Linked DNA regions of Mus musculus: region 2 is linked to region 1. A link is a loop called in an ENCODE intact Hi-C map of the cell type or tissue named here. Cell type or tissue: gastrocnemius. All regions are shown on one strand. Each heading gives the region's core, and the rest is flanking DNA. Links, peaks and the distances in the headings are about the cores only.

Region 1 (14,857 bases), core at 2,833-10,832:
TTTTTGTTCTTGTTCTTGTTGATTCTGTTCCTCCTCCTCCTCTTCCTTTTCTTCTTCTACTTCTCCTTTATTCTTCCTTTTATTCTCTTTCTTCTTGTTATACTTCTTATTCTCCTTGTCCTTCCTCTTCTTGTTCTCTTTCTCCACCTCCTCATTGCTATTCTTCCTCTTCTCCCTCTTTTTTGTTCTCTCTCTTCTTGTTCTCCCTTTTTCCTTGTTCTTCTTCCTCCTCTTCTTTCCTCCTCTTCCCTCCTTCTCCTCTACCTTCTTCATTCATTGCCTTCCCATGCACTGTGTGAGCTTCTCCAGACTTTATTGTACCCATTCTGCAATATCCATATGGCTTGCTGTTTATTAGGACTGTGAGATGGACTTCTATTCAATTCTTGGACCAAATTATATCAAAATGCCATTGAAGGGTAAGAGAGGTGGCCCAGTGGTTAAGAGCACTGACTGTTCTTCCAGAGGACCAGGGTTCAATTCCCAGTATGTACATGGTGGTTCACAACTGTCTGTAACTCCATTTCCAGGGAGATACAATGCCTTCTTCTGACCTCTGAGAGTAAGAGATGCCCAGACCTACATGCAGACAAAACATCCTCATACATGAACTAAAAATAAAAATATTTAAAGCCAGGCAGTAGTGGTGCATGCCTTTAATATCAGCCCTAGGGAGGCAGAGACAGGCAGATTTCTGAGTTCGAGTCCAGCCTAGTCTACAGAGTGAGTTCCAGGACAGCCAGGGCTACACAGAGAAACCCTGTCTCAAAAAATAAGTAAATAAATAAATAAATGGTTTTTTTAAATGCCTTTGACTCCACTCATGCTTTCTCGGGCTTTGGAGAATGAGGGACAGAAAGTGAAGATGGTAAGAATCAGTGCTGACTAGTGAGAATGGGTGGTATCTTTATCACCCTCTGCTCTTCCCTTGACACCAGTTTTGGCACACAAAGGCCATGTCTCAATGCCACAGCAAGTGTGCTTTCTTCTGCCTTCTCACTACTCATGGGCAGACCACACCTCATGCAGAAACTGCTTGGTTAGCAAAAAAAAAACAAAAACAAAAACAAAAAAAAAACAACAAAAAAAACCAAAAAAAACCAAAAAACAACAAAAAACAAAAAACAAAAAACAAAAAAACAAAAACCAAAAAACCAAAAAATAAAACTCATGGTTCTCTGTGACCAGGCAGTAGGAGGCTCTCAAAGGAACAGTGGGAAAGAATCTCCTGGCTCATCCAGTCACTGTCAGAACCATGGCGATCATTTGAAGGCCACATTGAGGTGCTTAGTAACAGTAGTTGTTCCCTGGATGGACATCATAGTCCAGTGTGTTGTCAGGGCAGGGGAAAGAATGGCTTGGTGTAAGGGGCTACAATATCCTGTTCATCTTCAGAACTCTCAGGGCTGATGGACAGCCTAGGCCAGTGGGTTCTCAACTTGTGAGTCAAAACTCCTCTGGCAAACCTCTATCTCCAAAAATATTTACATGAATATCCATAACAGTAGCAAAATTACAGTTATGAAGTAACAACTAAAATAATTTTATGTTGGGGGTAACCACAGCATGAAGAACTGTATTAAAGGGTCACAGCATTAGGAAGGTTGAGTACCACTCATCTATGCCCAGTAGCTCTCTGGATTCTGCATTCATGAGTAGGGTGATGCCTTAAGATGGACTAGATGCTTTACTCCTGTGCTCAAGGGTCTAGCCACTGTTCTTCCATTGGTGGCCATGACATTGAGAAGGTAGATAGTTTTGAAGTAAGTTTAGGAGGCTAGGCCAGGCTTTGACCTACTGTTCATGATGAGCACTCTATTTATGGACTTTGTGAGTGTGAACTTGACCCACATGTTTAGGAACAGCCCCACCAAACACATATCAAACCCAGCAGCATAAGCAGTATGCCCTGCCATCGCTGTAAACAGAGACATGGCCCAAAGGTCATCCTTTCCCTGTGCTGTTCCCCAGAGTCTATGGCCCCCTCCACTCCATCACATGTCACCTATTCCTATGAATCCCAGGCCACAGATCCCTCCCCTAGGTCATAGCCTTGACCCTGAGAGTGCCTCACCAGTAGTTTCTCCTGCCCACGCAGTTGTTCAGCCATTTGCAGTGGTGGTCAAAGCCAGAGACACATTTGTTGCAGGCGCTGCAATGTTTGGCTTTTTTGCTCCTGGAAGAGAAATTGGGAGAAACAGCTTGTTAGCCCCAAATGCACCATGAGAACCATGTGTCTACCATGAAATGGTGGGAGGGGCCTCCATCTGAAGACAGTGGGGAACTGGAAGTCTGTAGAAAAGACAAGGCCATCTTGGGCAGAGAGATGAGCCTATGCCCATGGGCATTATTCCTGGAAGGTGAACCCAGGACTTCCCTGTAAGTAGGCTTGTTTGCTAGATGGGAGCCTGAAAGTTCTATCTAGGAGTTGAAGGCTGGTAGTTCACCCAGTGCCTACAGTGCCTTCCTGTAGCCAAGTCAGTGTGCTATCCTGCTCAGGTTCCAGGGACTTTGGACCTCATCAGGCATCAGTTGAAATTTCCTTCCGTCCTCCCCAACTGGAAACGTGAGATTTATCAGAAAAACCACAAGGATGTAGCATGCTTGCACCCCCACCCACCCACCACCACCACCACCGCCACCACCACCACCACCACCACCACCATCACCACAAAGGGCCTGTGTGTAAAAGATGACCTGAGAAAGACAACACTGGGCCTCAGACTGCAGCTCTTCACACCAAGGGAGAGAGGTATTGGGAACTGGGAGGCAGAACTGTCAGCCTATAGGGTAGGGCAGTATAGTGCAGCCTGCTAGAAGGCTGTGAGCACATGACTGAGCCCTCCATGGAGTGCCACAGAAAGCTAGTGCCCAGCAGCACCAGGCTCATCTGGGCAACTGTGGGGCCACGGGTCAGCAGGACTCTATACCCAAACTCCGACTCCACTCACGCGGTAACCTCACACAGGTGGCAGTACTGGTTCTGAATCACGTGTGTGTGTTTGGACCTGTCGAAGGCCGGCACAGGCTGCGTGTAGTCCTTTTTGAGTCGGACATTGGTGTCAGCTGGATCGATGGTAATTGCGATCAAGTGCACGATGAGGTGGAATATGAACACCCCACCCATCACCTGGGCTGTCAAGGAACACACAGCCCTGAACCTGGCTGACATGATGAAAAGTGTCTCCCAGTAGAACAGACAGTGTCAGAGACTAAGGAAAGACCCTGGGACTCCTAGTCATTGATGCCTGCAGCATCCGAGAGCATATCCCATAGAGACACTTACTTTGGAGAACCAGACAAGCCAGCTAACTACTGGCCACACTGTGCATAAGCCCTGAAATGTCTTATGTGGCCAGGGACAAAGAAAAGCCTTCAAAAAGAGCAGTTTATACCTTGGAATGATAGCTTCAGCGGCTCAAAGTGGTTCACCTGGTGGTGGGTGTTTTCCATATGGGAAAGGCCTAGGATATAAGTAGGACTAGGCCAGGCCAGACCATGCAATATTATGTGGGTTCCATTGGCAGTAGAGTTACTGTTGGCCACAACACAGGATATGTTCACCAGAAACATGGTTAGGCAGCAGTTGGCGGGTACTCTCCAACCTCAGTTTGAGTTAGAGCTTCAGGGACCATGAGATTCTCAGGAACCTTTGGGTTTTGCCCATCTAAGCCTATGTGACCACAAGAAGAAGGTCTTTGTCCCCTCCATTCCTCCTCCTGTCCCTGGGATAATATACAAAAGGAGGTACTAAGTACAGAGGCTTCCCCTCTCTTCCCCTGATTTCTGGGCCAGGTGGACCAGTATTTACGACATCTCTAAAGGAAGCCAACAAAGTCCCATGCCCAACAGCCTAAGCTTGTGCCAACAGGCAGGCTACCTTGTGCCAAGGCAAGAGAAAGGCCATAGGCATATACAAGAGCCTCTGCAGGGATTTTAACAGGACATGGATAGTTAACTCAACAAGAAGCCCCTTTTCCCAGCCCTTCTAAGAGCTCAAAGTTGCTAGCCTGGCTTGTAGTGCTGATTTCCAAAGCCATCCTGCATGCTAGGGTTGGATTTTGTGGATGACATGTGTTGGGGGGGAACCTTAATGAAGGTCCCAAAAGAATCAGTGATGTAGGATAATCCTGCAAGAGGCCCGTATGCTGACCCAAACCCTGGTGCGGGCCCTGTCTTGCTCTCTCCATCTTCCAGCATGAACTGGGCAGTATGCAGGATTCTGGACATGGACACAGGACTGAGAAGCAGGTTCAGAGCACAGAGAAATGACTGTGAGGAAGACAGAAAGCTGTATTCCAGGAGGACCAGAGTAGGAGCTGATGCAGGACTGGATGTGTGTGTGGCTGCGGAGGCTTTTAGTACCTGATCTATTTATTGTAGACCAGATTGCAGCTATGGTATAGGTCAGTGGGGCTGGGCACAGGGTAACTCACAGCTGTTGATGCTACCATGACAAGAGTATGGTCCAGCATCTGTTCCCACTCCTTGAAGCTAATTTGAGGGCTAATATGCTTCCCTCGTGGCGATGGGTAATAAGGAGCATGTTCAGAACCCGGGACATTGGTGGGTGAGGGTCCAGGACATAGGAAGTCTTATACTGCCTGGGTTCTGTCTCTTTCCCTGTGACACTAGAACAGACCAGTTCTAATAGAAACCAGTAGGCAGATAGAAAGCCCAAGAGGCAGGGCAAGTGAGGAGCAAGTGAGGTAAGGCTGATGTCAACTGCACAGGCCCTCTGTGACTATACCTCATGATACCCTCATATCTTCTCCAAACCACCAGCATCCATACTCATATTGTTGGGGCCTCCTGGAACACAGGCCAATTATAGGGAGGTTATGGCTGTAAAGTAGTTCTCAGGGTACAACTAAGCCAGGTTCCCTTGTACCTGAACCTACCAAAGAGACCCCAAAGGACAACCAGTCCCCAGCCGTCACATGGAGTACCAGGAGGCCACCCTAAAAGCATTTATCTGTCACAAAAAAACCCCTCTGGTCACAGAGGGGACTCAGATCTCAGCCACAATCTTCAATCTGTCCATCTAGAGCATGGAGCTTGCTTACAAAAAACAAAGTTACAGCACATCTTTTATCACATTCTCCTGTGCAAAGCTTGTCCAGGAACACTCTGCCAGCAAACTTTTTACCACTCAGTGATATTCCTGTCACCCATAGGAATCATGCTGGTGACCTTACTCTATTATATTTTGTCTCAGATGACCTGGTTGGCCACTCCCTACCACACACCAAGGTGACATTCCCAAGAGGGAACCCAGAAGAGAAACTTCTTCAGGATCTGCCCCTGTCTTCTCTAGAGCCTTGTCTCAGTGGATAGCTAAATGTGAAAGAAGCAGGGTGAGGTGTCCTCCATGGAGGCCTCCCTCCAACTCCCTCTGGAAGTTTCCATGTGGGAGCCTATGAGAACCACAGCTGGCTGGAACATTCCCTAGCAACAATCTGTGTTTAGTAAACAAACAAAGGAAGGGCGCCAGCTCAGGACACCACCCTTCTTAGCCTCCTCGAACTAGTGACCTCTCCCTTGTCCTGTTTCCGCAGGAAGAGGGGAGGCCCAGGAGGCGTCAACATTCTGATACTGTCTGGATTCGTGATTCCTCCAGGGCAAATTCTGTGGCTGAGCTAAAACAGCAGCCTAAGACACGCTGTTTGATGGCCGCCGCCGCCCCCCCCCCCCCTTAGTTCACATTGCCTTGGCACAGCCCAGGACTCAAAAAAAAAAAAAAAAAAGAAGATTTCTAGGCTAAAGGTTTGGTATTGCACCGTGGGTCCTGTTGACTAAACTGTGTTTATTATCTAGCCCTTTGTCAGAAGGGGAGGAGTCCCACTGGCGACAGGACCCTCACAAGCCACCAGCCTGGTGAGCCCTTTCTTATCTGAACCACAAGAAGGATCTTCAGGCTTGTCTCTGGCCTCAGTGTTTCCTAGGATCCTCTCCACAGAAAGTCCTAGCTCTTCTAATCCAGCCCCTCACTTCCCAGCCCCTCATGGTGCCTAGCAGGTGCCAAATGATGCTAGTGCCCTCTAGTGGCTACAAACTAATACTAGTTTGAGCATAATGCCAATGCAACCAGGCTCCCAGTCAGGATAGTAAAAGAATTTCGGAGCTGAAAAGCCAAGAAGGCTGTAGGAGCTCCAGTGTCTCTGGACAAAAGCTTAGACTGAGCTACCAAGTTGGTATAGCAGGGCTCGGGGAAGAACGGGAGCTGAGGCATTTAGGTGTATGGCAGGAATGGCCCACTGCAGCAAACACAAAACCACCTGAAAGGATCCAGGGCCAAACAGGGCCAAGTTAGGAATAAAAAGAAGAAAGCAGTGATTATCAGGCAGTATGTGTCTCCTTAACATATCCACATCCTGACACCATCGTTGGCAGACCTCATTTGCAACAGAGTCATCACAAACCAGGTAAATGAGGCCACTGGGAAGAATCCTGTCCAGACCTTTAAAAAATGGCAACTGTAGACCAACAAGGTGATTCAACAGCTCAAAGGGCTTTCTGTGGAAGTCTGACAGCCTGGATCCTGGATCTCTAGAGAAAGAGAACCGAATCCTGAAAGTTGTTCTCTACAGGGATAGTGTAGAGGGCTGTCCCTGATTGTGTTGCCTGCCTGTGGATCCTGTTCTGGGCTGCCTTGCCTGGCTTCAGAGGAATATAGGATGTGCTGGGTCCTGCGGTGACTTGATGTGTCAGGATGGGTTGGTACCTGGGGTGGGGGTTTCTCCTTCTTGGAGGAGAAGGAGAGGATTGTGGGGAGGGGCTGTGTGAGGGGGGGCTGGGAGGAGAGGGGCAGCTGCAATTGGGATGTAAAGTGAGCAAATAAATTAATGGGAAAAAAAAGATAAGAAAGTTGTCCTCTGAACTCCACATACATGCTATGGTGAACGGACCACACACACAATATTTTTATGGGAAACATAGCAGACTGAATTCCCATGGCAGAAGGTGGGCCAACATCAGAAGACTGCATTCCCAGGCCATGGTAGTACTGGGTGACAGAGTACTACCCAGTGTCTTTCAAGAGAATGTGGAAAGATGAAAGGCAGGGAGGAAAGCTCCCTTTACAGGGCATAGATGGACAAGTTCAGGAAGGATGGCCGATCTAGAGATTTAGCACGGACTGTAACTAGGCTCCCACAGGTACTACACACTAATGGCAGCGGGTTGTGTTAACACCTGTATCATACTCTTGCTGAAACTTCCTGGTCAACCTGACAGGCCACGGGCTACCTAACATCTCAGAAATGCCACAGCCAAGCTCAGACTGGCAATCGCCATGCTCCAGTAAGGAGACAGAGAGTTTCTATCCCTACATTCAAGACTCAGAGCTGACTAGATTCTGGGTTTTTTAAACTTGTATAAGGGGTGTTTGGGAGACATTAGAAATTGCTGAACTATTGCCTGTTTTTTACCCATGCTAAGGCATTTAGTGAGGGTGCCATGTCTGGTGTTGCATAGAAAGAAGCAGGGCATTGAGCTATGGGCTGATGACTTCAGTATAATCTCTTATCCCTCGACATGGTTGTAGGCCCAGGAGGCCAATAGCCTACATTAAAGAGCACACAGGAACTTATGGCATCACTTTTCAACTCTGCAGACCTAGGGGGCTTGAGGGCTCTTGGTTAGAGGAGGCTACCCCAGACAGATGCTATTGGGGGACAGAGGGCCTGGGTGTCAGGACACAATGGAGGCTCAGTAGGCCAACAACAAGGTCTGGAAATTCTGGAGGACAAAGGAGGGTACAGCAGAGTTTGTGGGCTCCATACTAGGTATAGTGAGATGGGCCACCACTCAGAGTTGGAACTTGTCACCCTGATGAGAAGAGAAGGTTGGTGGAGTGCTGTGTATTTCAATAACATGACTCAGGTAGCTACACCTTTCTGTATCCCTCCATGGTGGACATTTGAACTTCCACATGGCTTAGTCTCTCGTGGTTTGAATGCCCACTCTATTTTGGTGACCATATAGAACCTGGGCTTTAGCAAAGACTCCTTTTGGAAGAGGATGCTGCTGGCTATTTGGATCCTGGCCATGGGGGAGCCAGGGATCTGAAGCTCTTCACGGAACCTGTAGTTGATGCCTGCAGGACATCCTCAGCCTGTCTCTCCCAGACAAGACCTGACATTGCAAGATCAATTGAGTAAAAGTGTGTCCAGGGTTCACATGTCTGGAATATATGTGCCCGGGATGTGTGCATATTCAGAGTGCATGTGCCAGGGTTATGGGGGCAGGGGTTCTTGGTCACAAGTGTGCTTGAAATGTACATATGCCCAGAGCATGTGTATCTGGGATATGTGCATATATGCCTGGAATGTGTATATGCTCAGGATGCATGTACAGGGTGAAGAAGTCTTCCCAGGATGCGTGTGTGCCTGTGATGCGCATACTGAGATGTATATGTGGTCAGGGTGAATGAATGTACCTGGGATGTAAGTATCACAGATACATGCACGTCCACAATGTGGACATATCCCAGGACATATCCCAGGATATGTATTTCCAGGGTTGCACATTGCCAGGTTGTCTGTGGGCTCACAGTGTACCTTCCAGAGGCATCTTTGGTTTATCTCTAAAAATAAGTCTTCTATGTAGCAAGACTACATGAGCAACTGCTCTGGGAATACAGGCAATGAGTGGCCTTCTTAGTTATGATTTCTATTGCTGTGATGAAAGCATCATGACCAAAGCCACTTGGGGAAGAAAGGGTTTATTTCATTGTACATTTCCAGGCAATAGTCCATCACTGAGGGAAGTCAGGGCAGGAACTCCAGCAGGACAGGAACCTGGAGGCAGGAACTGAAGCAGAAGCCATGGAGGAACACTGCTTATTGTCTTACTTATTATGGCTTGTTCAGTTTGCTATCTTATGCCATCCAGGACAACATGGCCCAGGGAAGGCATGGTCCACAGTGGGCTGGTCTCTCCCGCATCAATTATCAATAAAGAAAATTACCTACAGACTTGCCTATGGGCCATTTTCTCAATTAATCTTCCCTCTTCCAAAATGACTCTAGCTTGTGTCAAGTTTACAAAACTACCCAGCACAGTCCCCAAACTTTCAGGAAAAATATAGTAGCATAACCCTAAGTATATGTTGAGGAAGCCAATGACCTGCATTTCCACTTAAAGGTGAGAATCCCAAAGTTAGTTGAAAGAAGGAATAATAAAGATAAAAGCTGGAAAATTAAAGATAAAAAGAGGCCAACAGTCAAGAAAAGTAGTAAACTGTAAAGGTGTGTCTCTATAAGAAAGCCAGGGTGGTGATGCACACATGCAATTCCAGCATTGTAGAGGCTGAGGCAGGAGGACTGGATGTTCACAGTAAGTTTCAGGTAAAAAGAAAGAGGGTGGGTGAGGAAGGAGGGGGAAGAAGGAAGGAAGGAAGGAAGGAAGGAAGGAAGGGAAAGAGGGAGGGAGGGAGAGAGGGAGGGAGGGAGGGAGGGAGGGAGGGAGGGAGGGAGGGAGGGAGGGAGGGAGGGAGGGAGGCAGCCAATGAAGACATGTTACTATATGTCCTGAATGTAATACACACCTAATTCTATCACTTGAGAGGCTGAGCCTGGAGGACCACAAGTTGATAGCCATATTGGGCTATACAGAAAATCCTGTCCAAAAAAATTGTATCCTTCAGAGAGAAAATGAAAAGCATAGGACATATTGAGACTAATTTTATTCTAAGAAATTTGACATTTTCTTAGACATTCTAAGAAATTTCATGAGAAACACACCTTACTAAAATGAACATAAGATGAAGCAGAAAACCTGAATAACTTTTTGCCTGCTACATTGAATTCATTCTCAAAAGACTTCCCACAAAGAAGTCTCTAGCACTACGTAGAAAAGAACCAGACACAGCTGAACTGGGAGACATTCTGCTCCAGTTTCTTCAACCAAAGACCTAGAGGTGCCACACTGTGGGAAGCTTCACGTACCAACTACAAGTTATGCTACAATCAGTGCCCTGGGTTCAATCCCCAGGACTCCCTGTAAAATAATAAAGAGAACTGTGGTACTGGTAATAGGGATATTAGGAAATGAGTGATGGAGTTTGCTGTGTGCATTTCCAGGAAGATAATAGTATAGTGGTTATGAGTGTAGGAGCCAGGTCCCAATATAAACCACAGCACTTATGTGTGATAGTTTCTGACATCTGATGTTTTGGTTTTTTTTTTATTTTTAAAGATGCTCCCCTGAACATGCATGTAATAAATGAAAGACTTGCCATTTCTAACTGCTGTCATGGGTGACTGTGAGATACTACTGTATCCATTCTCAGCAAAGCTGACCCCCAAGATGTGACAGTATCTGCCCTGGCTCTTGTAACAGTCACTTGGCCCTGTGTCCTGAAAGGTCTCCTTCCACTACTCACATATGCCTAGTTCTCCTAACTCCTCGGACCTGCGGAATGCCATCCAAAGCAAAGTCCTCTATAGAGAGCCTACACCCAGAGTATGTAATGCCGCCCAGGTCTCAACTATGGCTTGTGGATGCAATTTCCTGAGCATAGGTCCACTTTGCACCACTGTGGCACTGGTTCTAAGTGGATTGACCCCTAAGGGTCTGGTCTCCCTGATCAAATGCCCACCCTGATATACACCATGCCATAAAGAAGTGAGTATGGATCTAGATCTTCCCACTGCCCTGGGGAACCATCTCTAAAGGCCTGTCCAGGAGCAGGGCTCCTGTCTACTTTCCATGCTTTAGGGATGGGCTCTATAGGGCTAACCAAGCACACTAGCAGGCTGTGAGTCAGTGACAGCCAAGTTATATGCTTCTGAAGTCCTTTCTTATTGATTTGGCTACTCTGTGAGTCAACAGAGAAGGGCCTTTCTGTACACTGTAAGAAATATGTGACTGCAGTCTATACCTGCTTCCCTTTCCTTGGGTCACCACTTCCAGGAACCCTACTTGTCACTTTATATCTAGCAGACTCTAACATTCAATAGCAAGAACACCTTCTATCAGGAAATATGGGGTCATAGGGCTGACTTCAGGGCCACAGGAACTAATAGTCTAGGCAGAGACAGAGCCCACTGCATAGGCATGATGGGACTCAGGGCAATTCTCTTGAAGACCTTCAGAAACCCTCCCCCTTCCAAAAGACATGTAGCCCAGGGGCCCACCCTTCTAGTACAAAGGATACAATATTGGCAGCATATTTCCAGCTATATGGCAGAAAGGGGATGAAGATCCCAAAGGTGACAATGGACATGGCCAGGTAGGTGATCCAGGATATTGCCTGAAAGGAGTGGAGGGGTGGTGACCAGCCATTCACCCTAGACAGAGGGCGTGGTAGGAACTTCTTCACATTGTTTTCCTGGGCTTCTGGGAGGACCCAGTTCTTGTTGATGCCACAGATGTTCATCTGAGAGACATAAAGGGCACAAAGCTGTCTATTCCTGGTCATAGAAAGAATGTCTTGCAATACCACTTGTCATTGTCAGGGGGTTACCAGAACCTGGGCCAGAGCTGATATCTATATGACTAGGGTTTGCAGGAGATCCCTATCATGACAGATAGGTTTGCAGCTCCCAAAATAGTGGGCACAAGGCTGAGTATGTCTAACCCACACCTCTGTGAGCCCATATTTTCATGAATAGACCCCTTGGTTAGGTCAGATATGCAAGAGTACCACTTCTCTCCTTGACCCAATTCTGTCCCAAATGTTCAAGTGACGAATATTAGAAAAGACATAAAGAGAACAACACTGAGGTCTTCTTATATAAGAACCCAAATGCACCCACTTTCATAAAACCCTACTTCCCAGTACACTTCCTTCTAGAAAGGTACTGCTGTCAAGGGAGAGCACTCGAGAGGGGGCTCAGGACAAGGAGAGCAACGGTACACTGATTTCACAGGGAAAGGGACCTGGCAGTGAGCCAACAAGATGAGCCCCCATCTTCCTACCAGTCCCAAAGTTTAGCTTTGATAGCTGCTGTGTGGGGATATACATATCACACAAAGCTGCACACCACACATAGAACACACAGCTCCACAACATGCAGAGAGCACCACTCCCTACATCATACGTGTGCACCACACAAGTCTCAGGTCCCCGGCAATCCTCCTTTTTGCTACCTGGCATGCTCAAACTATCTCCTCTTCCTGGCTCTGTCTATATTCTGCCTGTGATACCTGTCAACATCCCCTGGCTTGTCTCCCTCAAAGTTACACCCCACCATCTGAACTGGAGTTTCTTCATTCATTCATCTCATAATATGATAATTGACCCTCTCAAAACTTGAGGATTAAGGATGTGTGTGAATCTGGTAAGCTATGAGCTGTGATCTTAGATTCAAGAGTCAAAGGTGATGGGAGCGTCTAGCATCTGTGACTATTTGACTCAGGTCTCTTGCTTCTATACTCTTCACTGTAGGCTTCAGTGTGGAACCCTGCCATGACTACTAACACAGCTATAGCTAGCACTCCCAGAACTTCTTATATGTTACCCGCAGCCATGGATTCTGTCTTTATATGTGGCCTTAGGTACCTCCTCCCATAATTCTCTTTGAACTGTCCAACCCAGCTGTTATCTATTCATCATGTTCATGATTTCACATCAGTGCCCTTATTTCTCAGGCGCTTTCCCAGTCTTGAATCTCTCATTGTATGTCCCCCATGGAGAGATTCATCAGACAGAAATCTTGCTAGCTCTAAGAAACCAAACAGGTTACATGATAGCTGGGGTCTCCAGTGGGCTGAGTTCCCACCCGTGAGGCTCTCATTCAGGGAGTTATGAGTTGGAACGTTACTGCCTTTGGCTAGTGTCTACTCTGCATCCTTACCTCTTTCATCAGGTTGAACAGCACTTCTTGCTCAGTGCTGACATGTTAAACAGTGGTAGGGCGTTCCCACGAACAAAGCGGATACAGAACACCATGAAAAGGAAAGTTCCACAGCTCATAAAGCCACAAGCCCTGCAACCAAGGAGACGACCTACTGCAGGCTGTGAGACATAATAGAGGTGTATGGCTAGTGGTTAGCATAGATTGGATGGAAATGGAGCTAGCTGGTTCCCACAGGTGGGGACTCCGAAAGGCAGAGCCCAGCTTCACTACCCACTGAAGAGACTGAATTGGCTTTACATGAGTTTTCACTAGAAAACTATTGCAATCTATTAAATGAAGGACATAGGCTTGTGTGGGGGCCTCTCTGATGTGCACTGCCAACTTCAACTTCTTTATACTTGATCTCCAAGATTTCTTTTTTTCTGTAGAAGCTGAGATGCACATGCTTCATAGAGAAACACCAAACTCTAAGCCTGACAAACTACCCTGAAGACTGCTCCTCTCTGGTGGCCACCGTCTGGATGGCCCAATAACACTTCCTGGACTATCTGGACTATAGATGCTGAGTGGTAAGTTGATGAAGCCTCATTCTCCCCTGAGAATTTCCAAATACAATACTACTGAAGTTTTTTTTCCCTCAATGTCTGAAATTTTAGCTTAAGTTTAGTTCCTATTTGTGGGCTTCCAAGATGTGAATGCTCCCAGAGTGGGCTAGCTGCCGATGCACCCCTGGGACCGAGATAGGACACACAGAATATATCTCTTTCCATTCACGGTCCCTATGGTGGCTGCATCACCACCAGAAAGCCACCGGCAGGCAGGGTGTTGTGATAGCTGCTCTGTTGCCAGGTGCCCACAAAGTCCAGGGTCTTCATTCTAACCTGAATCTGCTGTCCAGAGTGTACAGGGAACATGTGATTAAGAGAGTGAAACATACTGAAGACACTGGGTAGAGGGGTAAGAGCAGCGTAGAGTATGGCTGGAGGGAAGGGCAGCCTGAGTCTTGGGGTTCAGAATCTGCTCCGTCAGTCTCAGGCGAGGGATGTGGGTGGGAAGTGAGTCCTGTTCTCCTAGGTCCTACATGTGTTGGTGGACTCTTGATGGGTGACAGCAAGCCTCCTAGAACGCATCTCCCCTTGCGTCATTACTGTGTGGTTCTCAGTATCCCTCCAGGTATTCATGACATCTCTGTAGGGCTGGACATGAGTAGTCTTGGTAAAACTTCCTCATTCTTAAAGAAAACTGCTGGCTCCTGCTGAACCCCAAAGTCTTGTCATTATTCACTAAGGTCTGCAGTGGATGGATCATGTTAGATCAAAAGGTAGTGCCAGTGTTGCTTGACTCTTCTTTCCTTCCGAAGACCTGGAAACAGTCACCCTGCCCGACTGCACATCTTCACCCGTACATCCCATCTCTAAATAGCCCACGTGCACACCTCATCTGCATACCTCTCACCTGCACATACTTCACATTCACACACCCTCTTCTGCACATGCACAGCGGTACCTGCCTTCACCTGTGTGATCCTCACCTGCACGTGCACACACAACACACACACACACACACACACACACACACACATGCCTATACAAACCTTCACCTGTACACATACCTCTCATTTGACCTGTGATTGATATATGTATATTCCAGTCTGAAAGAGATGCAAAGTGGGTTCCAACTATGTTACATCTTGACCTCACCTCTTCCTTTCCTGAGATGTTGGTAGTTTCCCCAGAGTGGGAAGTGGGTACTGGACAAGCCCATGGGTGACATCCAGACAGTGAGGTTGAAGATTCAAGACAGTACCTTACCCAATCATCTGTTGTGTGTTTCTGGTTTGGCCAGGAAATGTCTGGCCTCCAGGGCCTTCCCAGTACCCAGTATTGAACAGTGGCCAAGGCTGCAGTGTCTGGTGAGGGGAAGTCACCTAAGTGAGGCTGGCCTCCAAGATAGAACAGTGAAAGGCAACTATGAAATCCTACTAAGGTGAATACCCAGAACTGGCAAATCCAGAGGATTCACTGGTGACCTCCGTGAGCATGGAGTTTCTT
Region 2 (14,857 bases), core at 2,730-10,729, 57 kb before region 1:
GTCCAGGGTTTTCGTACTATTTTGGGGGTCAGGGAAACATCTGACCCACTACATGTTGTGGGGACCCTCTGATGCCTTACTAGCCTTCCCCTCTGCCCTGGCCCACATGCAGTCACTTCCTGATGGATTTGTGTGTGTGTTCCATTTTACTTGGCTGTGATGGTGGCAGTAGAAAAGAGCATCCTCAGAGCAGGAGACTGCCAGCCACATGGGGACTAGGGGTTCTGGGTGAGGGTGCAAGAAGTGCAAGGGTCATTTTGTTTCCCCAGACCAGTGAGGTAAGATTCCAGAAAGGAGGCTCCACCACTTGCCAGGCACAGCAAACTCAAAAAACCTTGGGAGGAAGCCAACCATCCCCATTTTCCTTGAGCTTGTTAACTTTGAACTTTCAGAGAGCCTGCTGTCTGGGAGGTCTGGTATTAAGGCCCATCTTTTCTCTCTTAGGCTAGTAGGTAGTCTTCTCTGGTGCTGCAGTGAAGCCATGCTCTCTGAACCCCAGAGAGGTGGATAATGTGACTATGTGCCATGGCAGTGGGGAAGATAGCCTTGCTGTCTACCTATGCTGTCCAAGCCATGTAAAATGTCCCACCCTCAACACCCATCTGCTCCAGGAAGCATATCCTGAGGCCACTGTGTGTTTTCTAGAAACAAGGCCACACAGTCCACCAAGTTGCATGCAAGGCTAGGGCTGTGTTAATGCAAAGGAACAATTGCTGTGGGGCTCTTATGAGGATGGTGCATGCCTTTGGGCCTAGCTAAGTGCCATCCTCACACATGGATGGGCTGAGTCCTGACTTCTCTCCTGTGGCAGAAAAAGAAACCTTAGCAGATGCTGCAAATCTTTCTTGGGCCTAGTTCTGGTTTCCAGTGCCCTACACTTAGACTTGTGAGAAAAGTTAAGAAAACTGAACCCAGAGAAGGCTCCATAGAGCTGAAGACACATAATTTTGAGCAAAACACAGTATAACTTGCCCTGGTAAAAGCTTCCATCTCACACTGGTGGAACAACTGTCCAGGCCTGGTCTGGACAAAGTGTCTCAGCATGATGTGCGTCCCAACCTGGTGATGGGACATGGCAGCTTGATGTTCTGGATCTCCCTGGATCACTCTTGAGACCAAGCATATAGTCTTGTCATTTCTTAAAACAACACTGAAGAAACTTCCAGCTTCATACTCCAAGTCACTCTCCTGGTCGCTGGGGAACTTCCATTTTCTCTTGGCCTCTCACAGCACAGACTCGGTTGGTTAATATGCATGTGTGCATATGTGTATTCACACACATGTGTGCTAACCCACCAAGTAGCCTCAGCCATGTGCTGTGGTCAAGAAAGATGAAAGGGCCTGTTTAGGATTACTCTATGCAGTTGGTTAGTTTCTTAGCTCCTGCTGACCTAGAAGTGCCTAGATAAGGTCAGCGTGAGTTCTGGCATCTGCTCTGCTTCTCCTTACCCAAACCACCCCCTTTTACCTGAAAATCAAGTGGCCAGTATGGTATGATCCTGGGAGACAGTTGGAAATAGCAGTCCACTTTCCAGCTGTGGACAGGGCAGGTATGTTAGGACAGGACAGTGAATCACGGCCCAAACCTGGGGTCTGAGGGAGAAGTGTCAAAGCACCCAGCAGGAGGAGGATCGGGCATTGCCCCCACCATCGCCTAGTGGAGGTGCATTCTGAGTTCTGCCCAGTTAAACATAGGAATGTAATGAAGTGCAATGGGTGTAAGTCCTGTGCCTGCCACCTATAGTGTCCAGAGCGTCAGCCTATGAGGCTACTTGCCCCCCTGCACCTTCTGGTCATAGGTGCCTGCATGCTTGTAACCAGGCACATAGCCTGACTCATCCACCAGGTCCACACGGCCAGCTTTGCCCTTGCCCTTTCCTGATTGGTCGAAACGCTCCTTGTGGGAACCTGTGAACTTGCTTGTGTCTGTGAGCCGTGACACCGTGGGTGAGGACACAGCTTTCTGAAAGAGAATAGAAGACAGTGTTATCAGAGTGTGTTATTATAAGTCAAATGATACAGCTGGGTAAGGGCCACCGCCATTTATTGCAGCATTTAGGTGGGAGGTGGGAGGTGGCAGGGGCTGAAGAGTAAGCCAGCCACAGACAAGGGGTTGCCCTGGTCTCCTGGCTCTGGGTTAGTCCCACACTTACAGGACTGACAAGTATAAAAATTTCCTAAATCTACCCAGTGTGGCCTTCAGATACTGCTGGGCCACAGTCTCCCCAAGGACAGATGCAATCGAGAACACTAAGTCCCACCCATGCCTCACTCCCTCACCGTGACGCCAGAGATGACTGGTGCTCGTCCCTCAATGAGCCTGTGCACCTCACGTACAGCCTCCTCGCTGCTCTTATCCTTGAACCGCTTCTTGGCCAGCTCCTCCAGTGCCTCCTGGAACTGCTCAAAGGTGATGGTCCTGCAGGACTTTCCTCTGTGGATGACAGGCCATCTAAGTCCTCAGGTAGAGGTCCTCTGGGACCAACCCCACAGGTATCCTATCCCTTCTTGCATTCTGCAGTGATCCCTACTGGTCACAGCCAAATGTCACCAACCAGAGTGTCAGGACATTTCTGTATGTAGTCTTTCCTGAGTCGGGAAACAGAGAAAACCAGGAAAGATCCTATCAAACTCTTCCAGGGATACCCTAGCCCCTCATGGAACAGGAGGGTCAGAAGTGGCCTGGAAAGAGCCTAAAGCCATAGCTCTCAAAGTAAGCCAGCCACAGACAAGGGGTTACCTCTCCTGGCTCTGGGAGGAGCCATATCACCAGCCTGATCAGAATCCTAAGAGTGAGCAGTGCAGGCCACCCTAGTCAGCAGGGTGGCTTGAGACTGGAGCTCCTACCCACCATGTGTACCCGGCCACCAGTGATCATCCTAGATAATTTCTCATTTCACAAAATCCTCCTGCCAAAATGTGTTGTAATTTTAAGACATTTTCAACTTGGCATTCACCCCCAACTAATCCAAATTACTGAAGTTTTCAATGTTTTGGCGTAATGTAGAAGAGATGCGAGTCTGCACGTCCTGCATGTTGCTGGGGAGTTTCAGTGAAATGGCCAGAGGTAAGCTGCCTTGTATGACCAAGCATGCCACAGATCCCAGCTGCAGAGTGCTAAGCGTTCAGGGCTTTAAAGCAGCTGGCTGACAAAATCCCAGTAGGACTCTGAAGTCTCTCCATCAGCATAGAATCCAGAACAGCCAAGATGAGTTTAAGAAAACAAAAACATGGCAGTGGTGGAGCATGGGCTACACAGGCAGAGGCAGGTAGAATGCTGTGAGTTCGAAGCCAGCCTGGCCTACAGATGTTCCAGGACAGCCAGGGCTCCAAAACCCTGTCTCAAAACAAAACAGCAACAATAAACAAAGAAACTAAAAACAGTCAGAGGTCTGAGACTATACTATTCCAAGACACCATACAAAGTCTCCTGAAGGAGACGGGATGAGAGATACTAACAAAGTATGAGATGTATAGCTCGACCTGTCTGGTGTCCAGAAACACCCATGTAGGTGCCTAAATGAACAAGGTCAAGGAGAAAGGACTATTTCAGAAAGCAGCTAGAACATCTGCTACTTCTGCAAAATAAGCCAGCTGGGATTCACAGCTCCCTCAGTCTACTCAGAGCATGACCCCAGAAATAACTTTCTCGCGTATATCTGGAGATAACCTGGGTGACCTTAGGTGGGTAAGGATTTCTTAGAAATGAGGCCAAGTCATCACATTCAATAAGACAAGAGTGGCCACACTAGATTTCAGAATATTAAAATCCACGCTCTCTCAAATGATATGGAAGACAGAGAAATACCACAGAGCTGCAGGAAATATAAACCTGAAAAGAGGCTTGTATCTAAAATACACAAAGAAAAGACATTTTCAAATGGGCCAAGTATTTGGATCAGACTCCTCACCAAGGAAAACCCATTGGTGGGGAACAACACACACAGGAAGTCGCCCCTGGGAAAGCAGAAGTGATCAGGAAGCTGACTGCTGCAGGCTGAGGAGGATGTACCATGAGCCAGCCTCCCTGGAAGCCAGGCTGCTTCCAGAGAAATGCAGTTTGAAGCTTGTGTTAAACCCATTTATGAATAATGTACAGATTTTATTCAGTCATTCTAACTTGGAGATCACCCAAATATCCTTTAGCAGGGGTCAGATAAGCATTCCCTGGGTAGCCTTGCGAGGACACAGCAGTGGCAACACAGTAAGGGAGTGGACCCTTAGTGACTGTGCTAAGGAACCAGACATGAAAATACTACTGTCCCCACACACCCTGAAATTTTACTGGTGCCTGGAGGAGTCTCATACTTTATACATGTGTCTGAATATATAGGGCATTTTGACTAAACACCAGGAGAGCTGAGCCAAATGTTCTTGGAGAAACGTATAGGGCCCCGTGCTGGGGGCCACCCCTACTTAGGAGATTGGGGGAGTCACTGAGCCATTACACTTGGATCAAGGATATAGCATAGAAGCTTGCATAATGGCCTCTAACACGGGTAAGGAGCCTCAGTATATGTCTTGTGTCTTAGAAGGTGGGTTCTAGTCCTTCAATGCTCTTAGCCCCAGTACTTGCCAGCTACCCTTGAGATATTGGGCGGTCTAGGGTATTGGAGCAGCTTGGCTTCATAGTTCAGTGGTGCCTGGAGCTGACAGCTTTTCCCCTCTCTCCTAGGACCTTGGGGGGTGGGGGGCAGTGTTGATCTAAGGCCCCTCAGGGCTGCTCTGTTTGTCGTGAGAAGTCAATGGCACTCTTGTCTCCTACTCCCAACCCTTCCTAGGCTGACATGAGGATGCCAGGCCTAATGGCCAGCCTGGCAACCTGCTGCTGGGGCACAAGGCCATTTCTGGGCAGCCTCGGCACCAGGCACCACCAGTATGAGTCATTGGGGGATGGGGTAACTGAAGGGGCTCTCCCATCACAGGCCACATTCAGATAGAGTTGGATGCCTGCTCCACTGGTACCAAGAATCCCTTTCTGGCCTGTGTCCTTACAAGTCTAACTGTTTTGTTGGGGGAGATGGAGTCCTGTCTTGGTGCCCCAGTTCACAGAAAGAACCCCAGGAGAGCCAGGCACTTCTTGAAGCAGAATCACCACATAGCTCTGAGAAGACAATGCCCACTTTTTCCTCAGAGATGTAAAAACCTCGGCAGGGTTCTCCAACAGACCCCATATCTAGAGCTCTCAAGACTAAGGGATCTTCCTAGGACACTTCCCTACCTTTGGTTCTCAGGCTGCCCAAAGCTGGCTTACAAGTGGGTATCTGCTCACGTGTACTCCTGGGGCCTGGGATTGCATCCCAGGCCCTGTTCCCATATCTGCAGTGGCACCTTCTCAGTCTCTTGGGGACTCTAGGACCTGGCTCAGCAGTAGAGCCCTCTGAGGACTAATCCCCTTTGGCCAATACCACAAACATTACCACTGCTCACCTCGGCTTTGGGCTTTCACAGAGCCCCTAATTCAGCACTTTGTGAAGGGGTCCCTGTCAAGGCTTGTGTAATTAGAAAACTTTTAAGAGGTGAAGGAGTGAGGCACATAGGAAAAGACAAGGCTGTCTGGGATTTACAGATGGCTGTGGCTTCTGAAGTCACCACCACAGAGCAACCTTGTCAACAAGATACTCTGCAGGCAGAGTAGGTGCTTCTGTGGAGTGGAGAACTATACCCTCCCTATCCATGCGGTGGATCCGACCTGAGCCTGCTGGACCACAAAGCAGCCTCAGCTGCCATGGGCCTCAAGTTGTCTGTTGCTACCACTGTCTGACGCTTTATATGTATTCAAGGGAGGTGTAGAAGTATGGTCATTTTCTTCAGAGACCAGTCGCTTGTTCTTTCCTCAGGACTCTCCCATGCCCACTATCTTCTCAGGATCCACACCTAGGCTCTGTGCAGGAGACAACGCTGCTGCTGCTGCTGCTGCTGCTGCAAGTCTAGACCTGTCAGTTCTCTGTACCCTCAGCAGGTCACTGGACTTAAACTCCTTGGGAGCAAGTGATGTGCTCTCTGCCTAGAAGGGCCTGGATGCCAGTTAGCCACAAGGACTGCCCATCTCAGGAAATCAGAGGCCAAGCAGCAACCCTACTCTGCTAACCTCAGTAAACTATGACCCTACTCTGGGTACATTCCACATTATGTCTCTTTACTGGCAGTCACCAGCTTGCCTAGAGGAGGCATCTGTGACCTGCAGCATTGCTACTTCCCTCTGTTGAGAACAAATCCTTAAAGCCCCTTTCTACTTGTCGTTTTGTTTTCTTCCAAGGGACCTGAGGCTGTGGGATAAACATTCACCCGGTGACCCAAAGTGAGCACATCTGCCCACCCCTACCTCCTCATGGTTCTGACCTGGATTAAGTAGGGGTAAGCCATGAGGATGGATATGCCTCTGGTTGCTCAGACAAGTTATAGATGTTTGGGGAAGATCATTCTCTTACATGTCCTTCGTGCACTGGCCAGCCAGCTTCCCAAGCAAGATGGAAGAGCTAAGGAACAGAATATGCTTCTCACCCAAACGGCCTATCACTGCAGACTCAGCAGAACATACGAAGCCTTATGCAGAAAGTCACGGAGGCAACTAGCTCAGTGACTATCAGGCAAAAAAAGTTCCACATGTCCTGCCTTTCCCCCAACAGAGGTCAAAACCCTAAGTTTCCCAGCAGGCGACTGAGGAGTCACTATACTGCCATATACAGCCACTAGAGGGCCATGCAGAAGTAAGAATAGCAGCAAGGCTTCAGGTACTGGGGCGCCTGAAGAGTAAGAGGCATGCTGGATCTTGCTCCACTCAAAGCCTGCAGGGTCAGGCACTCTTCCCTGGAGCATGGGACTGTTAGCCTTGTCTGAGATCCAGGAAGCAGAGCCTGATGGAGGAGCTCCAGTGACATGTGTGCCACAGATGAGTGGAACTGAGTGGGCACCACAGCCAGGAACAGAGGCTGCCTCCAAAGGTCCTCACATGTCCAGGATCCTTGGCATCTGGATTCTCTGAGATATTTGTACAAGTAGTACACACAGAAACACATCCTCACCACAGGTACCCAAAACTCTGGCCAGGACTCCAGACCTGAGGCCTGTTCCTAGGAGTAATGGATTACTTAGCCCAGGCGGCTTCTCTACTGAGCCTCCTTGGCAGCATACAGACATCTGAAACATCCCATCAGGCCTTTATAACTAGCTGTGGCATGTAAGGAACACTAAACAGCTCATAGACTGAGCAGTGGCTGACAAATCCCCAGTCTAGACAGATCTAGACCCTGCTTTCTTACATGTAGGGACTGGCCTGGCTTCCTTCTGACCTGTATTCAGACATAATGGACACCCGGCCCTGACACCCCAGCCAAGTTACTTTCTGACTCTGCACAGTGTTGGCAGGAATCTGTGTGTTTACTCTGGAGGTTACCCAGCACCCAGTCCAGGCCCAGGAAGGCCAAAGGTCTAGGGCCTCCTTACCTGGTAGTATGGTGGTTAAAATAAGGAGGCAGTAGGTAAGCCCAGCCCAACCCCAAGGCCTCTGTATCTCTTCTTCCACAAGCAATCAAGGGTACACACACAGACACTCAGGAACAAAGATCCCCTGCAGACAGTCACAGATAGATACAATGCCTAGGGCTGGCAGGTGTTCCCCAAGCTGCACCAAGCTGGCCTTGCTTCAATGCCAGGTCTCCATTAACTGTGTGGAGACTGGCCATGCTGAGCCTTTTGCAGGATGGAGCCTTTTGCTAGGTTAACAGTAGTCTACAATAAAACTTGGTATAGAGCTTCAAGAAATTTGTTTAAAATTTAACACATAGTAACATCAAAACAAACAAGCGTTGCCATAGTGACAGGGACCTAAACAAAGGCTGCAGATACCCCAGCTGGCGCCACGCCTGCAGAGCCATGGCAACCTGCCCCAAAACAGAAATAGTTGAACTTTTTTTTTTCCCCTCTCAAGTCCTGTCAGAGTCAGCAACTTCCTGGAGATACCTAAGCAATTTCCTCCCAGGCTCCAAACTCCTATAGGAGGCAATTGCTGCCCCTCATGGGATCACAAATGCCCAGACCTCATAGTACAACTAGCACCACTACAGCCCCATTTTTCCCGGAAATATCAATCCCAGAGTTCCCCAGCCCTTTCTGCTGATCCTTTTTAGCATTCCCTCACCACCCTGGTACTCAGAATACTGTCCCTCTACACTAGAGGACAACAGGACTCTGAATCCTCTGTTCACAAATGCCTCTGGAGTGAGGCTCCTCCTCCAGAACAGAAGAGTTCCAAGAGGAACATCATTCATAAGGAACCCAATGGAGCCCAGACTCAGCAGGAATGAGAGTTCAAAGACAGAGATGGGGGGATGGCAGCCTCTAGGGTCTCAAGGGTCTAGGTGTGTAGGCGAAAGGAGTTTCTGGGTCTCTACGTACAGAATCCTCACCTGACCCCAGCCGCCCAGCTAGACATCAGCCCCACAGTGTCAGCAAGCCTAGCACTGATTGTCTGTCTGCCTAGACTGTCAGAGCCTTGAGCCTTCTCTAGGCTTGGGCTGCATATACTTGCTCTCCAGGACCTTGACTTACAAGACAGGGACAGTCCAAAGTTCTCAGGCAGCCCAGAGTTTACAGTGAACAATGACCATGTCCTGGAGTCAGGAATGAAATGTCTGAGCATCTGAAGTTCTGCATTCTGGGAACAAGCATTCGCTTCGCATGATTCATTCATAGGGGTCCAGCGCTTCCCACGACAGGAAGGACACGTGGAGCTGGAGTACTCAGTCCTCTGTGGCCCTCGTCATCCAAAAGACCCGTGACCTCATAGGACCACCCACCAGGAGGCTGTAGAACCATACGTTCTACATGGGGGTGCAGTGCACATATATAGGCACACAAAAGCTGGAAGGTAGCCTCCTTCAGAAGAAGCTGGAGAAGTTGACTGACCTCTGGAAAGGTCACTTCTTCCTACTTTCCAACCATCCCTTCTAGAAGCTTCCTCATAGACACAAGTCTCTGGGTCTCATTCCTTGGTTAGATCTTGATTATCTTGAACACTGGGATGACTGAGGATACAGTATCATGAGGGATCATGTCCGAGAAGAGTATGATGAGCTCATTAGCCTTGCTTAAAAGACATCCTGTATGTTCCCGGTGTAGGAAGAGCTGCCAGGGTTTCTAGTAAGCTCAGAGTTGAGTCTATAAAGGACACCTGCTGGTGGAGGAGGAGCATGAGGGGCGATAGAGTGAGGAGCTGTCCAAGTTCATTTGCCAGTTTAGACACTAACAGTGAGCTCCGTAAAACCATCAGCTTTAACTATATGCACATAGTAGGCATGGCTAACATGCACATGTTAGACAAGGCTTTAACTGTATACATATGGTAGACGCTCTAACCTGGTTTTTCTAGGTCTCAGTGTTGCAGATCGTTTCCATTGGCCTAACAGGAGCTCTTGGCACCAGAATGAGGGTCATATCCCTGTATCAGAGGGTCTAGTGCTGATCATTTTGCAGCCTGGGTCAGTCCACCTCACTCATGACTGGCAAACCTACCAGAGCAGCTTTGTTTACCAGGACCTGCCTGTCTGTCCCTGCCTGGAACTGTCCAGTGAAACTCATACGGCCAGTTTCTATGAGAAGGCTGCACATTTCCCAGAAGGTGATAGCCAGAACAGGCCATGTGACCAGCACAGTGAGCTTCGCCAAACCTGGGAAAACCTCCCCCGCCCCGTGGCAAAGCCTATGGTGGTGTCAATACTCAAACTCAGGGGCAGTCACTTTGGTGAAATGTATAGGGAAGGTCTCAGGAACTATAAGCATCAAGATTTCTAGGTCATCTATGAAGGAGCAGCAGCAGTATAGAGGCTCTGTGGGCTAGTCTTGCTGCTCCTTCATAGATTCATAATCTTGCATCTCCCTAGGTCCTTATGACCTGTTCTGAACTTTGTAGACTCCTCGTGGTTCCTGAGCGCCAATGACTGTGCTGTTCTATTTAGGGACTCGGGGGACAGAATTACTATCCCCTGACCCTTTGTCTGGGTCCTTCCTATAAAAGCAATACAATGAATACAGTATTCAGTAGACCTTCCTCTGAGGGGGTCACATAAGGGTCTTTGGTACCCAACAGCATTGCACGCAGATGAAGCTGTGAAAGAAGCAGTGTTGACAGAAGCCTAAGGACCCCAGTCTAGAAGTACATAGGAACCCTGGCCAGGGGCCTTCCAGGGTAGAGGTAAGCGCTTTCACAGTGGGCATAAGGCTAAAGCGACCACACACATCTGAGCCACTGGCCATAACTTCCTCTACCATCCTCACCCACAATAACTGAACTTCGGGCAGAGGTAGATCTGAGACATCGTAGGAACAGAGTCTCAGATGGATGGGAGAAAGGGCTGAGGCGGTGTACACACAACATCTGCTTTCACAGGTTGAAGCTACATGGAGAGCCTCTTCTCCAGCTTCTCATTGGGGTTGGAAACCACAGGAGACAGAGCAAGCAGAATAGACGAACTCAGAATCCTTTGTGGAATCCTCTGGGATCAGCAGAGCCTGGAGAGGGTCAGGACGCAGGACTCCTTTGGGACATGTTTCTCAGCCTTTACCATTCAAACCTAAGACATACTTTTGTGTGCTGTGTGCAATAGGAAGTTCACTAGGGAGCGTGGGGTTGAGATTTTCTTGCTTTGAAGAGGTCTCAAGCTCCCGGTAGACAGTGAAGTTGATATCAGCCTTGAAATGCATGGGGACAGCTAGGCTCTGGCTCAGTATTCTCAACTGAGCCCCCTTCCTAGGGGCCAGGACCTTGAAAATTCAGGCTCAGCTTCTTTCATTTCCCTCAACCAGAATCTAGAGGAAGCTACAGCTAGCTTCAGCTGAAACAGAAAGATGTCAATATCACCCTCAATCTGGGACTGGCTTGTGTCACCTCTTCCACTGGGACATATATTAAATCCCTCCACCTTTCCAGGAATGCCTAAGTTCCTGGAATGTGATATTCGTTGGTGCTCTCAGGAGCTATCTGCCATGCTACATCTACCCTTCTGGCTGTTGCTCAAAGACTCTCCCATGCACCAGTGCACAACCTGGGGGCAGGGAAGCCTTACTGTACCTGAAGAGCACCAACAATTCCATAAGAAAGTGGATATTGACAACCAGTTATGAAGACATCACCCACCCAAATCCAGAGGAGGAAGCAATGCTCAGCTAGTAGCACCCACAGAGATCAACCACAGGACCTGACAGCACGCGGATGTAAGACAAAACGGCCATTCTCTGATTTGTATCAATTTGGCTGCATATGTGATCATTTCTCAAGTACAAAATTAATGGAGGTGGATAAGGGGCTAGAAGAGGGTGTCATGAGCCACTGCCATACCCTGGAAACAGAGCTACATAGGCCTGAACTTCACACTAACCTCATAGACTCAGCCCACGGCGGATGGGTCTCTGTTCACCTAAGCAGATCCTGATCATGTCTAGCAAAAGCTCACTAACCTGGGTATTGGTTGGGGTTAACTAAGTTTTCTCAAGGCCAGAAGTCCCCACCCTGGCCACATCCAAGGCCAAATGGACCGAGACAAGGACCACAGCTCAGGACATGGCCAAGCAGTTCCAAGGCACTTGTGACCAATGTACTGCCCAAACTGTCCCAGACACCACAGGTTCTGTGCCCACTTCTTAGCGTCAAGCTTTCAGCGTCTGCAAGCAAGATACTTCACAGGCCCTCACAGCTCCTGATATGAGTTGTACGACCTAAACCTGCATGCCACTCACTTGATCTTGCTGAAGACAATGTCCACGTCAGTGACGGTCACATTCTTCCCATCGATCACGTGGCAGTCCTTGCACAGTTTTGACCAGTTCTTGCCATGCATCTCCTTTCCTGTTGCCCTGGTGTCCCCATGTACTGCAAACCGCCGGAAGGCCTCCTCCAGGGCACTGAGCTCAGGAGCTGCAGTTGCACCCTCATTGGCACCCTCTGACTCCAGTGACAACCTCTTAGCAGCCCTGGCTGGGTCTCCTGGGGACTTGGGTGGTGTCTTGTTGGCAGCTTTGGCAGGCTTGGCCTTGCTGTCAGCCATGTTGCTAGGAAAGAAGGAGAAGAAAGGGGTCATTTTGCTTCTCACAGCCCGTCTGTCCCTGGTTCTTGCTGCAGTCTGTGGTACCAGGCAACGAGATAAGGCAAGAGCTGAAGAAGAGCAGCCTTTCTGAGGTCTAGGACCCCTGGGAGCCGAATGCCCAGCATGATCGTGTTGGTCCAACTGCTGGACCTGATACCTGCAGACTCTAGAAAAAGGAAACAGGCTCTGACTCAGCAACAATGGGTCTTCCCTTCACTCCACCAGCCACATTTCCATTACCTGGGCCTTACCTGCTGTGGGTGAATGCCAGGAGGGATGCTTTGAGTCTATAAAATAATGCCATCCTTAAGATGCAGACCAGTCACGCTATGATAACTGTTCCTCAGACCTGAGCCTTCTGAGCAGAGGCTAAGCCATGCCCAGGAGTTGTGAGTGACCCTGGAGACACAATAAAGGCCTTCCCTGGGATCCTAGAATGTGCAGTTGGCCCTTGGACTCAGAGGAAGAGACCCTGAGGAAGGGAAACCAGAAGTATAGCCATATTCTTTGGGATTTTTGTGGGCTGTTGAGTCCTAAAACAGACAGACAAGCCTGGCATGGTGGCGCACACCTTTAATCCCAGCACTCGGGAGGCAGAGACAGGTGGATCTCTAAGTTCGAGGCCAGCCTGGTCTACAAAGTGAGTTCCAGGACAGCCAGGGCTACACAGAGGAACCCTGTCTCGAAAAACCAAAAACCAAAAACCAAAAAACAGACAGACATCCAGGAGGGCTAAGAAGACTGGGAAGGAGGCAGTAGGAAGTCGGAAAGGAGGGACTGCGGCCCTCACTGGCCTGAGCGGGCCGGGGCGGGGCCTGGCGGCTGTCATGGCCGGACAGGACAGGAGTTTCCCCCCCTCACCCCCTCACCCTCTCACCCCTTCACCCTCCACCCCCGAGAAGGCACCTGCGGCCCGAGTCCCTTCCCCTGAGGCTTCCCCAGTCCCGGGGTCTCTGTGCGGAACGCTGCTATGGAACAACAGTTTCACTCAGTGCTGAGAGGGCAACGCGGTGGCGCTTGTGGCTGGACAACACAGAGAATGACCTCAATCAGGGGGGTGATCATGGCTTCTCCCCCTTGCACTGGGCCTGCCGAGAAGGCAGCTCTGCGGTGGTTGAAATGCTGATCATGCAGGGAGCTCAGATCAATGTGATAATCGTGGGGATGATACCCCCCTCACCTGGCAGCTAGTCATGGACACCGTGACATTGTACAAAAGCTGTTGCAATACAAGACTGTCATCAATACAGTGAATGAGCACGGCAATGTGCCACTTCACTATGCATGTTTCTGGGGCCAAGACCAGGTGGCAGAGGACCTGGTGGCTAACGGGGCTCTTGGGAGCATCTGTAACAAGTATAGAGAGATGCCTGTGGACAAAGCCAAGGCACCCCTTAGAGAGCTTCTCCCAGAACAGGCAGAGAAGATGGGCCAGAATCTCAACCATATTCCATACAAGGACACGTTCTGGAAGGGGACCACTTGCACAAGGCCCTGAAATGGGACCCTGAACAAACACTCCGGTATTGACTTCAAACAGCTCAACTTTCTGGCAAAGCTCAACAAGAATCATTCTGGAAAGCTATGAAAAGGCCGCTGGCAGGGCAATGATATTGTTGTGAAGGTGCTGAAGGTTCGAGACTGGAGTACAAGGAAAAGCAGGGACTTCAATGAGGAATGTCCCCGGCTCAGGATTTTCTCACATCCCAGTGCTAGATACTTGCCAGGCTCCCCCGGCCCCCCACCCAACCCTCATCACACACTGGATGCCATATGGATCTCTCTACAATGTTCTACATGAAGGCACCAATTTCGTTGTGGACCAGAGCCAAGCTGTAAGGTTTGCTTTGGACACGGCAAGAGGCATGGCTTTTCTTCACACACTAGAGCCTCTCATACCTTGGCATGCACTCAATAGCTACAGTGTAATGATCGATGAAGATATGACTGCCCGAATCAGCATGGCTGATGTTAAGTTTTCTTTCCAGTGCCCTGGGCGCGTGTATGAGCCTGCCTGGGTGGCCCCTGAAGCCCTGCAGAAGAAGCCTGAAGACACAAACAGACGCTCAGCAGACATGTGGAGTTTTGCAGTGCTTCTGTGGGAACTGGTGACACGAGAGGTGTCCTTTGCTGACCTCTCTAATATGAAAATTGGAATGAAGGTGGCACTGGAAGGCCTTCGGCCTACCATCCCCCCGGACATTTCCCCCCATGTATGTAAGCTCATGAAGATTTGCATGAATGAAGACCCTGCAAATCGACCCAAGTTTGACATGATTGTGCCTATCTTGGAGAAGATGCAGGACAAGTAGGACCTGAAGGTCCTTGCCCAAACTCCAGAAGTGTCAAAACATGGCTGGGGGAGTACACTTCTCCAAAGCTAAAGACCTCTGGTTGCCTCCCCTGTCTCTAATCATGGTATTACCCCAGTTAGGGGGCTTGTTCCCTGCTCCCATCCCTACCACTGTAGCCCCAAAAGGGGCTGGGCTCAGAGCTTTGTCACTTGCCACATGATGTCTCCCAACATGGGAGGGATCAGCCCTGCCTGTCACAATAAAGTTTATTATGAAAAAAGAAGGAAGAGGAGGAGGAGGAGGAGGAGGAGAAGAAAGAAGAAGAAGAAGAAGAAGAAGAAGAAGAAGAAGAAGAAGAAGAAGAAGAAGAAGAAGAAGAAGAAGAAGAAGAAGAAGAAGAAGAAGAAGACGACGACTGGGGAGAGGGTACTACTTCCCAGCAAGACTCAGGAGCACAAGGATATGCAGATGAACCCGCCACAG

The links. Peaks named below come from ENCODE experiments on the same cell type or tissue, not always from the same donor. Only the 100,000 strongest peaks of a DNase experiment are listed, where the experiment ranks them.
Region 2: a loop joins it to region 1, with 10 times the contacts of the local background. A loop is called at or near these places in 25 of 42 quality-filtered maps.

What each region holds. Positions count from the first base shown.
Region 1 is chr13:73,961,876-73,976,732 of GRCm38, reverse strand. Zdhhc11 (zinc finger, DHHC domain containing 11) reads right to left here and starts at 12,882. Exons shown (of 10, transcript NM_027704.3): 1 at 12,804-12,882; 2 at 11,162-11,383; 3 at 2,952-3,130; 4 at 2,075-2,176. The coding sequence starts at 12,812. It overlaps Gm41002 (a long non-coding RNA gene), which reads left to right and starts at 12,957. Exons shown (of 3, transcript XR_873671.3): 1 at 12,957-13,040; 2 at 13,235-13,375. In gastrocnemius, for the core only: a CTCF peak has its summit at 6,040 (motif pointing left); a DNase peak (open chromatin) is centred at 6,018; H3K4me3 peaks cover 661 bases; H3K27ac peaks cover 2,730 bases.
Region 2 is chr13:74,018,327-74,033,183 of GRCm38, reverse strand. Tppp (tubulin polymerization promoting protein) reads right to left here. Exons shown (of 4, transcript NM_182839.2): 2 at 11,734-12,045; 3 at 2,281-2,434; 4 at 1-1,963. The coding sequence starts at 12,041. The coding sequence ends at 1,769. It also overlaps the pseudogene Gm6263. Among named protein-coding and RNA genes, the nearest start is that of Tppp, 16 kb to the right of the region's middle. In gastrocnemius, for the core only: a CTCF peak has its summit at 6,684 (motif pointing right); DNase peaks (open chromatin) are centred at 6,768, 7,013, 7,637 and 7,849; H3K27ac peaks cover 4,306 bases.